Linked DNA regions of Homo sapiens: region 2 is linked to region 1. A link is an interaction called in ENCODE POLR2A ChIA-PET data of the cell type or tissue named here. Cell type or tissue: PC-9. All regions are shown on one strand. Each heading gives the region's core, and the rest is flanking DNA. Links, peaks and the distances in the headings are about the cores only.

What was found. Peaks named below come from ENCODE experiments on the same cell type or tissue, not always from the same donor. Only the 100,000 strongest peaks of a DNase experiment are listed, where the experiment ranks them.
Region 2: POLR2A ChIA-PET joins it to region 1 with 6 read pairs; 2 of 35 experiments call an interaction of 5 or more read pairs at or near these places.

Annotation. Positions count from the first base shown.
Region 1 is chr7:98,081,386-98,089,729 of GRCh38, reverse strand. No RefSeq gene overlaps it. Among named protein-coding and RNA genes, the nearest start is that of LMTK2, 21 kb to the left of the region's middle. In PC-9, for the core only: a CTCF peak has its summit at 4,101; DNase peaks (open chromatin) are centred at 3,259 and 3,959; H3K4me3 peaks cover 830 bases; H3K27ac peaks cover 3,290 bases.
Region 2 is chr7:98,368,221-98,373,220 of GRCh38, reverse strand. The region is part of intron 1 of BAIAP2L1 (BAR/IMD domain containing adaptor protein 2 like 1); the gene reads left to right. Among named protein-coding and RNA genes, the nearest start is that of BAIAP2L1, 30 kb to the left of the region's middle. In PC-9, for the core only: no CTCF peak of the experiment used is centred there; a DNase peak (open chromatin) is centred at 1,880; H3K4me3 peaks cover 415 bases; H3K27ac peaks cover 2,508 bases.

The DNA.
Region 1 (8,344 bases), core at 569-5,568:
TGACAGGGGGCCCATGTGTTCTTTGATACACTTCTGTTTGTGCTTCTGATACATGGGCACCTCCAGCACAAGAACCCTGGGCAACCCTCCCTGCCTATTCTAAGGGCAAACTGCTCTCTGAGTGTATTAGTTTACATGGGCTGCCACAAAAAAAATGCCGTAGACTGGGCGGCTTACACAACAGAAACTTCTTGTCTCACAGCTCTGGAGGCTGGAAGTCCAAGATCAAGGTGTTGACCAGGTTGGTTTCTCCTGGGGCCTTTCTCCTTGGCTTGTAGATGGCTGCGTTCTCTCTGACATGGTCTTTCCTCCGGCCACATGCATACCTGGTGTCTTTTCCTGTCTTCTTTTTTCTATTATTTATTTATTTATTTTATTTAATTAATTAATTTATTTATTTTTGAGATGGAATCTCCCTCTGTCACCCAGGCTGAAGTGCAGTGGCACAATCTCGACTCACTGCAAGCTCCGCCTCCCGGGTTCACGCCATTCTCCTGCCTCAGCCTCCCGAGTAGCTGGGACTACAGGTGCCTGCCACCACACCTGGCTAATTTTTTGTATTTTTAGTAGAGACGAGGTTTCACTGTTAGCCAGAATGGTCTCGATCTCCTGACCTCATGATCCTCCCGCTTCAGCCTCCCAAAGTGCTGGGATTACAGGCATAAGCCACAGCACCCCGCCTATTTATTTATTTTTTTTGAGACAGGGTCTTGCTCTGTCGCCTAGCTTGGAGTACGCAATGGCATGACCATAGCTCACTGCAGCCTCGACCTCCCCAGGCTCAAGTAATCCTTCCACCTCAGCCTCCCAGGTAGCTGGTATTACAGCCATGCACCACCACGTCTGGCTGAGTTTTTTTTACATTTTTTTGTAGAGATGGGTTTTTGCTGTGTTGCCCAGGCTGGTCTCCAACTCCTGGGCTCAAGTGATCCTCCCACCTCAGCCTCCCAAAGTGCTGGGATTACAGGAATGAGCCACCGCACCCAGCCAAGAGCCACTTGTTAACCCCTAGCCGGCACATCAGTGGCCTCGCCATAGGACACCCTCCTGCGGGTCTTTACGATCACCTTTGCTTGACTTGAATCCCTGTCATGGTTGCGTGACTTTAATTCAGCATTAGGCAAATAAGGAGACCAAGTAGGTTAAAAGTCATTTGACTCTCCCTAGTTCTCTGCCAATCAAAGGCTGTGTGCCTCATTCTGGATGATAGCCGACTTTATCTGCATAATGATGTGTGGTATATCATTAATGCAAATGATACATCAATTACCAAACTGGGCAATGATGAGATATCATGATGGACAATTGGCTGTCTTTCCAAATGCCTTTGTGCAAAGTCCTTACCTGTTGTTGCCTCTAAACCTGTGTAACTCAGGGACAGCTCACCAGCTGCCAACAGAGCCTTGAGCCACCACCCATTTTTGGAGGGGGTGCGGAAACCACCCAATATGGTAAAAACGTGCTAACACATTTAAGTCTAACAAATTAACACTTTTAATGTACATAATTTATACAGCTATATAATGATGCTATGCACAAAATAATTACAGCAGGATTGATAAAAAGTACACAGCAGATAGTGAGATTCGGGAATGAAATACCATTTTAAAATTGTATTATGAACATTTTTTTTCCAAGCTCATTAGTATTCATGCCTTCCTTTCGAGGTAAGTTTTATTCGACAATGACTTGCAGATCACTTTTGATGTGTCAGACACTGCTGTAAGCACTTTATAAGTAATAACTCTTTAAGCTTTATCTAATTTTAGAATATTTTTATCACCCACAAAAGAAACTCTACCCGTTAGTTGTCATTCCCCATCCATTCCCCCTGGTAACCACTAATCTACTTCCTGCTTCTATGGATTTGCCTGTTCTGGGCTTTTTTGTTTTTATTTTTGGTAGAGACAGGGTCGTGCTATGTTGCCCAGGCTGGTCTTGAACTCCTGGCCTCAAGTGATCCTCCCTCCTTGGTCTCCCACAATGCTGGGATTACAGGCAGGAGCCACTGCATTCAGCTGATTCTTGACATTTTATATAAATGAAATCATACAATAGGTTGCTTTTGGTGATTGGCTTAATCTATCCTTATTCCCATTTTGTGGATGAGGAGACAGAAACAGAGAAGATAAGGACCTTGGCCAAGGTCACATAGCTAGTAAGTGACAGAAGCAGGGTTCACACTCAGGTAGCCTGGCTCCGGCATCCTTGCTAAGTATCAGAGTCAAAACCGAATAACGTCAAAAGTGTACATTGAGGCCCGTCTCATGCCTCGGTGCCTCATGCCTGTAATCCCAGCACTTTGGGAGGCTGAGGTGGGAAGATCACTTGAGACCAAGAGTTCAAGACTGCCCTGGGCAACATAGCAAGGCCCCATCTCTACAGAAAAAAAAAAAAAAAAAAAAAATTAGCCGGCATGGCTGCGCACACCTGTAGTCCCAGCTACTCAGGAGGCTGAGGCAGGAGGATTGTGATCACTTGAGCCTAAGAGATCAAGGCTGTAGTGAGCCATGATTGAACCACTGCACTCCAGCCTAGGCAACAGAGCAAGATCCTGTCTCAACAACAACAAAGTATACGTTAAAAGCTTTTTGCGAAGATGAGGTGTGGACCAAATTGCTCCTGGATACCCCTCAGGTGAGAGACCCTGTTAAGGTTTGCTTTCTGGTGAGATCGGGGCTGGGGAGTAGGGTGAAGAGCAGAGGTGGAGAACAAGCTCTACCCTGAAGTTAATAGTTGCTGAGTAAACCTTTGTCCTTAGAGAAGATAGACTCAATACAATTACATGTATTTTAAAACAGTAATATTAAAAATTAGCTGGGCATGGTGGCACATGCCTGTGGTCCCAGCTACTCAGGAGGCTGAGGTGGGAGGATCCCTTGAGCCCCAGTGGTAGAGGCTGCAGTGAGCCACGATCACACCACTGCACTCCAGCCTGGGTGACACAGCAAGACCCTATCTTAAAAACAAAAAGAAAAAATTTAAAAAAGAAAAGAATTGTAAGTTTCTGGGGACCACGGGCTTCTCTTGCGCAGGGCACATGTTCTGCTCACATCTGCTCCTTACCAATTCTTTGACAATTATTTCAACACACACAGGAAGTGCCCGTGATGTGTCAGGTTATGTTCCAGGGAGGCACCAGGGTAAACAAGAAGATGACTTGTTAGACTTCTAGGACAAGGAGAGCCCAGGCCGCTGTGGAAAACTCTACCTGCCTCAGCCACTCTGCTGGCCACACGACTTTTGCCCCAAGCCCATAAAACCGAGGGAGTCACCTGCTGCGTCAGTTTCTACCAGGCCAGCTGGAACAGGCTGGGCGAGTTGGTGCCAGACTGGCACATGGGCAGGTAGGGCAGGGCCCGTTGTCTTCCCAGGGATTAATCAGCTCATGCAGCGTCATCCTCTGTCCCTTCCTTGGCATTGGACCAGAACGGGGACTGGAGCCTTCCAGCAAAGGGAGTCCTTGGGGAGCTCCTCCAGCAAGACCCGCCTGGGACTCTCCACCACCCCATGCAATGCCACCCTGTCTCATCCACGTATCTCAGTGAGGGGCAGCGGGAAAGAGGAATAGGGGGAGCTTTTTCTCTGTCTGTCTGATTGTAAGCCCCTACTTCAAGATACTCTAAGGAGTCGCTTCTACCTTCCCCAAATCGCTGGGGAGCAAACGCTCCATGTGACCCTATAAGGTGAGAAGTGAGGAAGTGACTCCCCTGTAACCCAGCAGTCCAGAATCCCGGGTCCAAGGTCACCCAAATCAACCATCTCATCACTGTTTGCAGTTGCTCTCTGGGTCTGCCTTTGGCTTCTTTTTGGGTTCAGAGCCCAGCAGGAAGCCAGGCCTCACCAGCAGGCCCCCACTCCCACTGCTGGGGGGCCTAGGCTGGGAGGCCCCAGGGAACTTCCTGCACCTCCCTCTGCCACACCTGCTTGTACCTGAAATTGTTTATTAGGGCGGTTCCAACAGCCACCAACAGGCTTGGCCGGAATTTGTGGTTCTTTCTGTGTAACACTCAATGGCTTTATTATTTAATAGCAGAAGGAGTTGTGGCTACTTATTTAATTGCCAAACTTTGTTAGAAATGGGGCTTTTCGCTGGGCATGGTGGCTCACGCCTGTAATCCCAGCACTTTGGGAGGCCAAGGTGGGCAGATCACGAGGTCAGGGGATCAAGACCATCCTGGCTAACACAGTGAAACATTGCCTCTACTAAAAATACAAACAATTAGCTGGGCATGGTGGTACATGCCTGTAATCCCAGCTACTCGGGAGGCTGAGGCAGGAGAATCGCTTCAACCCGGGAGGCGGAGTTTGCAGTGAGCTGAGATCGCGCCACTGCACTCCAGCCTGGACAACAGAGCGAGACTCCGTCTCAAAAACAAACAAACAAACAAAACAAACAAACAGAAATGGGGCTTTTCGCTGGGTGCGGTGGCTCATGCCTGTAATCCCAGCACTTTGGGAGGCCAAGGCAGGTGGATCACCCGAGGTCAGGAGTTCAAGACCAGCCTGTCCAACATGGTGAAACCTTGTCTCTACCAAAAATACAAAAATTAGCCGGCTGTGGTGGCGGGCATCTGTAATCCTAGCTACTTGGGAGGCTGAGGCAGGAGAATCACTTGAACCCGAGAGGTGGAGGTTGCAGTGAGCTGAGATCGCGCCACTGCACTCCAGCCTGGGTGACAGAATGAGACTCCTTCTCAAAAAAAAAAAAAAAAGAAAGAAATTGGGCTTTTCACTGCCCCTTGTACACCCAGGTTGTAATCACAACCCACAACTCATCTGCTAAGAGGGCAAGCGTGTTTGCCCTTCTCTGATTCCCCATGAATAAGCCATAAACAATTGCAGACTTGGTTCAGGATGCCTGGACAGCTGTGTGTCCCAGGTGGCTCGCAGGCATCTCCTGTGAGGTATGACATCGCTCCCCTGAATAAGTCCTCTGAGGGTGGAGCTGTGCCCATTTTACCCATGCAGGAATCAGAGTGCCTCTGTTTTCCTGTGGGTGATGCCAAGAAGACTAGGGCAGTATTTGATCATCAGCAGGAAGGATGGGCTTTTGAGGAAGCCAGCCTTCTGCTACTGACTTCATTTGGGCCTTGAGGTTATTAGTTTCTCTCTCTGCATCTATTTCCTCTTGGGGGAAATTGACCAACCCCATCTGCTCACCTAGTAACCAAGTACCCCTATTTTTCTAAGAAAAAGAGAATGAGTAATTATTTATTATTTTTTCCTCTTTTCTGTTTCCCCTGTTCCTCATTTCCTACTTAGCCCTTTAGAAATGCAATCATACCTTGACCGGGCACGATGGCTCACACCTGTAATCTCAGCACTTTGGGAGGCCGAGACAGGTGGATCACTTGAGGCCAGGAGTTTGAGGCCAGCCTTGCCAACATGGCAAGACCCCATCTCTACTAAAAATACAAAAGTTAGCCAGGCGTGGTGGCACATGCCTGTAATCCCAGCTACTGGGGAGGCTGAAGCACCAGAATGGCTTGAACCCAGGAGGCAAAGGTTGCAGTGAGCCAAGATCGCACCACTGCACTCCAGCCTAGGAGACAGAGCAAGACCTTATCCCTCCCCTGCCACACACAAAAAGGAATGACATGATAACCTTTTACCTCCCCTTCACCAGACACTCCCTGCAGGGCAAGCTTATCTAACTATGTGCTTAGAAACTCCAGCGTGGAACTCACTCCCATTAGATTGCCTTGAGAGACAACGGTCTATTTACAACCCAAAGTATGCCCACTATGAAACTCTCTCCCCACTGGATAGTTTCAGCCACTCTGAAGACTGAAACTCTCTCCCACCTGGAGAGTTTACAACCTAGTTCTGCTCATGAAGGTGCTAGCTTGACTGCCCAGTAAATAAGGCACCAAACAAATTTGGGCAGACCCCCACCTGCTCACTTTCTCCCCTGCATGCCATTCATGCCAGACCCCCGCTTTAAAAGTGCACACTTTCTGCTCCAAAAGCGAAGTGGTACCCTTAAGCCAGGAAGCCTGCACTTCTTCCCACAAACTAGCTTTAAAATAAAAAGCCACCAGACCTCGCGCTTGTTAATGGAATTTTGCAAGTGGCGAGTGACTGAACCTGTGATTCGGTTACAACCTCTCTTCTGGAAGGGCTGAGGCTCCGTCCAGCTCAGGCAGATGGATGGAGACCCAGGGAAAGGACAGATCAGAGGGGGCTTCGGCACAGAGGCCAATACCAGAAGATAAAACAACTCAGCTATCTCTTAGCTGGAAAATGGGGACTTCTTTGCCCCTAGGAGGTATCAGGTGACAAAAAATATGTGGGACATCTCTGGGCAGCCCTGGAAACAGCCTCTGTTCTCCTCTGCTGGTGGCATTTATGTGGGTCTTGCTTGACGACCCCCCGATTCCTTGGAGAACAACCATTTGTGATTTTTCTTCTTACCGAGGTGGCTAAGAAATGGAAAATTTGTGAGCTAATAATTCTCACAGAGAAAAATGATTGCAAACTCTTTCACGCTACAAAAAAAAAAAAAAAAAGTGGGGGGGATTTCAAAGAAAAGAATGGGACCAGGTGTGGAGGCTCACATCCATAATCCCAGCACTTTGGGAGGCTGAGGTAGGAGGATCACTTGAGCCCAGAAGTTTGAGACTGACCTGGACAATATAGAAAGACCTATCTCTACAAAAAATTTAAAAATTAACCAGTCATGGTGGTGTGCACCTGTAGTCCCAGCTACTCGGGAGGCTGAGATGGGAGGATTGCTTGAGCCCAGGAGGTTGAGGCTGCAGTGAACCCTGATCATACCACCGCACTCCAGCCTGGGTGACAGAGTGAGACTGTCTCAAAAAAAAAAAAAAAAAAAAAAAAGAGAAAAGAAAATAAAAAGAAAAAAGGGGGGAGGCCTCAGGCTTTTTTTTTTTGTTTGCTATTTTATTATTTTTTATTATACATATTTAAGGTGTACAACATGACGTTTTGATATACATATAATCAGTCAAATGGTTACTATATCCAAGTAAATGAACGTATTCATCATTTTACATAGTTACCCATTTGTGTGTTTGGCAAGAGCAACCTAAAATCTATTCTTTTAGCAAAAATCCCAAATACAATATGATATTGTGAACTACAGTTCTTATGGTGTACATTTGATCTCTGTCTGGTGGGAGAACGGGTAGTGAATGGTGACTCTCTGGAGAGGCTGTCCATGGGAGCCAGAGACCTGGCCAGAGAGCTGGGGTCCGGCAGTGTCAGCTGCTATGTCCCCAGAAAGGCCTGATTGTGCAGTACAGGCCCTGAGCACAGAAACTCCAATGCAGGCCGGGCATGGTGGCCCACGCCTGTAATCCCAGCACTTTGGGAGGCTGAGGTGGGCGGATCACGGGGTCAGGAGATCGAGACCATCCTGGCTAACACGGTGAAACCCCATCTCTACTAAAAATACAAAAAATTAGCCGGGCGTGGTGGCGGGCGCCTGTAGTCCCAGCTATTCGGGAGGCTGAGGCAGGAGAATGGCGTGAACCCGGGAGGCGGAGGTTGCAGTGAGCCAAGACCGTGCCACTGCACTCCAGCCTGGGTGACACAGTGAGACTCTGTCTCGAAAAAAAAAAAAAAAAGAAACTCCAATGCAGCCATGAGGTCAAGACCATGTGAAATGAGCTGGGCGTGGTAGCTCACGCCTATAATCCTAACACTTTGGGAGGCCGACATGTGCAGATCACTTGAGGTCAGGGGTTTGAGACCAGCCTGGCCAACTTAGTGAAACCCCATCTCTGCTAAAAATACAAAAATTAGCCAGGCATGGTGGCGCGTGCCTGTAATCCCAGCTACTCTGGAGGCTGAGGCAGGAGAATCACTTGAACCCAGGAGGCAGAGGTTGCAGTGAGCTGAGATTGTGCCAAAACACCCCAGCCTGGGTGACGGAGAGAGACTCTGTTTCAAAATATATATTCATATATATATTTATATATATATGAATATATATATTCATATATATATTTATATATATATTTATATATATTCATATATATATTTATATATATATTCATATATATTTAACGTAAAATGTACATTTCAGAGAGGCATAAATAGCAGAGAATCACATCTTGGTGAGGTTGGACAAGGTTGGAAAACATAAGGAAGGTGAGAGTATTCCAGCCAGAGGACAGAGGTCAAAGGCTGTAAAAAGCAGGAAAGCAGGAACCATGCAAATGTGACCCAACCAGGAGTGACCGTGTGAACAAGACAAAATGCCCATGTGACCGTATTAGTAAAAGGAGGTCGTGTGATCTCATACTCATATGCATATTTATACTCACGCATATTCATAAACTGGAAGGAAATCACCAAAACATTAGAATACTGACGG
Region 2 (5,000 bases), core at 1-5,000, 280 kb before region 1:
TGACTCTTGTGACCATCTGTTAGCCCACAGGCAGCTGTCTCCTTGCCAGATTTGCTTACTAATACTTTCCCTAAAGGAAGAGCAGGTGATCAAGTATTGGTGATGTTAGTCCAGGAACAGCAGCTTCCAGCAACACTTAAGGAAGAAGGAAGCAAGATTTCCTACAAATAAAATTGATCTTGACCGGGCGTGCTGGCTCGCACCTGTAGTCCCAGCACTTTGGGAGGCCAAGGCGGCCAGATCACCTGAGGTCAGGAGCTCGAGACCAGCCTGGCCAACATGGCGAAACCCCATCTCTACCAAGAATACAAAAATTAGCTGGGCGTGGTGGTGGGTGCCTGTAATCCCACCTACTCCTTAGGCACGAAAACCGCTTGAACTCAGGAGGCAGAGGTTGCAGTGAGCCGAGATCAGGCCACTGGCCACTACATTCCAGCCTGGGAGACAGAGCGAGACTGTGTCTCAAAAAAAAAAAAAAAAAAAAAAACCAAAATCGATCTTGACATATCCTCAGTTAACCCTCATTACAGCTATTTTTGCTACATGACATTAGCATGTACCTTGATTGGTTTGAACATTTGTGATGTCACTCGGTTAATTTGTATGAGATAGTATAGAATAAAATAATATATAAAATTTCAAGGATACATACGTTACAAGCCACAGAACTGCATATTTACTTAGAGATTCTTAAACCACTTTTAATGCTTATTTATCATAAATGTTACACTTTTAGCTGAGAAAAACAAAGCACTAAAATATCAAATAATTTGTCCTTGTTCATATAGAGAATTTTTGTTTTGTTTTGTTTTTTTGAGACTGAGTTTCGTTCTGTCACCCAGGCTGCAGAGCAGTGACGCCATCTCAGCTCACTGCAACCTCCACCTCCTGGATTCAAGCAATTCTCCTGCCTCAGCCTGCTGAGTAGCTGGGACTACAGGCGCCCGTCCCCATGCCCAGCTAATTTTTGTATTTTTAGTAGGGAGGGGGTTTCACTATGTTGCCCAGGTTGGTCTCGAACTCCTGACCTCAGGTGATCCGACCGCCTTGCCTCCCAAAGTGCTGGGCTTACAGACGTGAGCCAACACACCCGGCCTATACAGAACTACTAAAAGAAACTAAAAGAGGGCCGGGCGCGATGGCTCACGCCTGTAATCCCAGCACTTTGGGAGGCGGAGGCAGGTGGATCACGAGATCAGGAGATCGAGACCATCCTGGCTAACACTGGTGAAACCCCGTCTCTCTAAAAATACAAAAAACTAGCCAGGTGCAGTGGCGGGCATCTGTAGTCTCAGCTACTCGGGAGGCTGAGGCAGGAGAACGGTGTGAACCCGGGAGGCGGAGCTTGCAGTGAGCCGAGATTGCGCCACTGCACTACAGCCTGGGTGACAGAGCGAGACTCCGTCTCAGAAAAAAAAAAAAAGAAACTAAAAGAGAAACTAATTTTTAAAAGTTTAAAGTCCACTCAGCTTATCTGGCTAGTCATAATTGAATTAATGTATACTTTATTATAAATGTACACAGTTAATTTATGTATAGTTCCATACTGGTAATTCTTTGAAAATGAGTTATAAAAAGTCCATATGCTAAGGAAGTTAAAACCGTCATAAGATTGCATCATTCATTTCTCATAATTATTCTTAATTCATAATTATGATCTGTAACTTTACAGAGGCAGTAGAAATGCCGAGGTAAACAGGGCAGCTAGAAATCTGGTGAATAGTGTGTGCTGGTTCCAGCGGAACTGTTCTCCAACATTTTATTTAGAATAGCTAATCACTAATTTTCCAGTACCGCTAAGGTTTTGCGGTAGAACCAAGCTTCTTTTTATGCGACTCAGCACAAGTAGAAGAGTGATATTACCATTAGCCTAGAATGTATTGTGCAACCATAACTATGCATGCCCTTCCCTGGATGGAAATGAAACTCATTCTGGTTAAAACCAGTTTGGCAGAGTATCCTTGCCAGGCAGTAATCGATAGAGATATAGACTAAGCTATTGCTATTTTTTTTTCTTAGTAACAGTGCTGCTTGGCCCATTTATAATTTTTCTGTTCACTTTGTTAAGATTCACTTGGTATCCTAAGCCCTTTAATTCTTAGTGCCAAACTTAAATTAAAATGGATTTGTTCATTACTCCTGATGACTCTTAACATTGTAGGCTGTTTAACAATTCAGGTCTTCACAAGCCTTGCAGTAGCACCGACCTTTGCCTCAACTACAGCTCTCCCCCAAAATGTGGGACCCTTTCTATTCACAAGTGTGTCCACAACTACTATAAAACTTTATAGATTCTGGAATACAAAGGCAGCATTGCTTTTTTTGTCCCTGGGTTTAAAAATAACATGTACTTCAGCTAAAATAACTAGGTGAAGAGCCAATATAGGAATGGATTTTCCACTGTTAGAAAGACCAAAATTGGCCAGGCGCGGTGGCTCACACCTGTAATCCCAGCACTTTGGGAGGCCGAGGCGGACGGATCATGAGGTCAGGAGATCGAGACCATCCTGGCTAACATGGTGAAACCCCGTCTCTACTAAAAATACAAAAAATTAGCTGGGCATGGTGGCGGGCGCCTGTAGTCCCAGCTACTCAGGGGGCTGAGGCAGGAGAATGGCGTGAACCCAGGAGGCGGAGCTTGCAGTGAGCCGAGATCGCGCCACTGCACTCCCTGGGCGACAGTGCGAGACTCTGTCTCAAAAAAAAAGCCAAAATTTCTGGGAGGGAACATTTCTGTAGCTGAACCTACGTACAGTAATAAAGAAGTATATATGTTGAACTTTTCAAGCTTAAAAACTCAGTATTGACTACAAACTGTAGTTGCAAATCTTTTTTTTTTTTTTTTTTTGAGACGGAGCCTTACTCTGTTGCCAGGCTGGAGTGCAGTGGCGCAATCTCAGCTCACTGCAACCCCGCGTCCCGGGTTCAAGGAATTCTCTTGTCTCAGCCTCCTGAATAGCTAGGACTACAAGCACCCGCCACCATGCCTGGCTAATTTTTGTGTTTTTAGTAGAGATGGGGTTTCGCCACATTAGCCAGGATGGTCTCGATCTCTTGACCTTGTGAGCCACTGCGCCCAGCCTAGTCTCAAGTCTTAGTTGAACTTTTTTTTTTCCCCCTCTGGTAGAATCATTTGGATAGGGATTTGTGTATGGTGTTAACTGTGGAAGTTCTCATTCATTTGTTGTTCTTCGTATTTTAAGATGTTAGGGTTATATGTGAACATTTTAAGAATTATATCAGGAAATTGGTTGGGTATGATGGCTCATGCCTGTAATCCCAGCACTTTGGGAGGCTGAGGCGGATGAATCACTTGCGGTCAGGAGTTCAAAACCAGCCTGGGCAACACGGTGAAACACCATCTCTACTAAAAAAACAAAAATTAGCTGGGTGTGGTAGCAGGCATCTGTAATCCCAGTTACTTGGGAGGCGGAGGCACAAGAGTTGCGTGAACCCAGGAGGTGGAGGTTGCAGTGAGCCGAGATGGCACCATTGCACTCCAGCCTGGGCGACAGAGCAAAGCTCTAGCTCAAAAAAAAAAAAAAAAAAAAAAAAAATTAGGAAATCAAATGAGACTTTCCTCCTATTGTATTTGGAGAAGGAATATCCGCAGGAAAGAACAGATCTGGGCTGCTTTCTGTGGTGCTCATATGTTATTGGGCAGGGTCGGCTCTCTGTCAGTTTTCTTATATTTTTACCTACACCCAGCCTCATAAGAATATCATATGAATTTTTTATTTTTCAAGACAGGGTCTCGCTTTATCGCCCAGGCTGGAGTGCAGCGGCACGATCTCACTGCTACCTCCGTCTCTTGAGTTCAAGCGATTCACCTACCTCAGCCTCCTGAGTAGCTGGGACTACAGGCACCCACCGCCGTGCCCAGCAAATTTTTGTATTTTTGGTAGAGATGGGGTTTCACCACGTTGCCCAGGCTAGTCTCGAATTCCTGGGCTCAAACAGCCCACCTCCCTCGGCCTCCCAAAGTGCTTGGGATTACAGGCATGAGTCACCACGCATGGCCTGTAATAATTTTCAGTAACTTTAAAATAGTTTTGTCTTTTAATTAGAAAGTAGCTGTGTGCTAATGAAATTATCAGATTTTGAAAATGAGTGAAATCTCCGAGTGCTAATGGGAAAGTAAAATGGTGCAGCTGTTCTGAAAAAAAAAAAAAAAAAGTTTGGCAGTTTCTTAAAAAGTTAAACACGTGCCTACCATGTGACGCAGCCATTGAACCCCCAGGTTATCCTAGAGATACGAAAACGTAAGCTCACATAAAAACCTGTATGCGATCGCTCATAGCAGCTTTGCTTGGAATTGTCAAAACCTGGAAACAAGCCAGGTCTTCAACAAGTATGTGGATAAACAAACTGCAATATATCCATACCATGGAATGCTACTAGCCAAAAAAAAAAAATAAAAAGTGATAAACTACATCCAACAACTTGGATACATCTTAAGGCATTGTGCTGGGTGAAAAGGGCAAATCTTAAAATGCCACATACGATACGATTCCTTTTTTGTTATTTTTTTGAGACAGAGTCTTGCTCTGTCACCAGGCTAGAGTGCAGTGGTGCGATCTCGACTCAATGCAACCTCCGCCTCCTAGGTTCAAATGATTCTCCTGCCTCAGCCCCCCAAGTAGCTGGGATTACAAGCACGCACCACCACACCCAGCTAATTCATGTATTTTTAGTAGAGGCGGGGTTTCACCATGTTGGCCAGAATGGTGTCGATCTTCTGACCTTGTGATCCACCCGCCTCGGCCTCCCATGATTCTTTTGTTTTGTTTTGTTTTGTTTTTGAGATGGAGTCTCACTCTGTCACCCAGGCTGGAGTGCAATGGCACGGTCTCAGCTCACTGCAACCTCTGCCTCCCAGATTCAAGCAATTCTCCGGCCTCAGCCTCCTGAGCAGCTGGGATTACAGGCAAACGCCACCACGCCCGCTAATTTTTGTATTTTTTAGTAGAGACAGGGTTTCACCATGTTGGCCAGGCTGG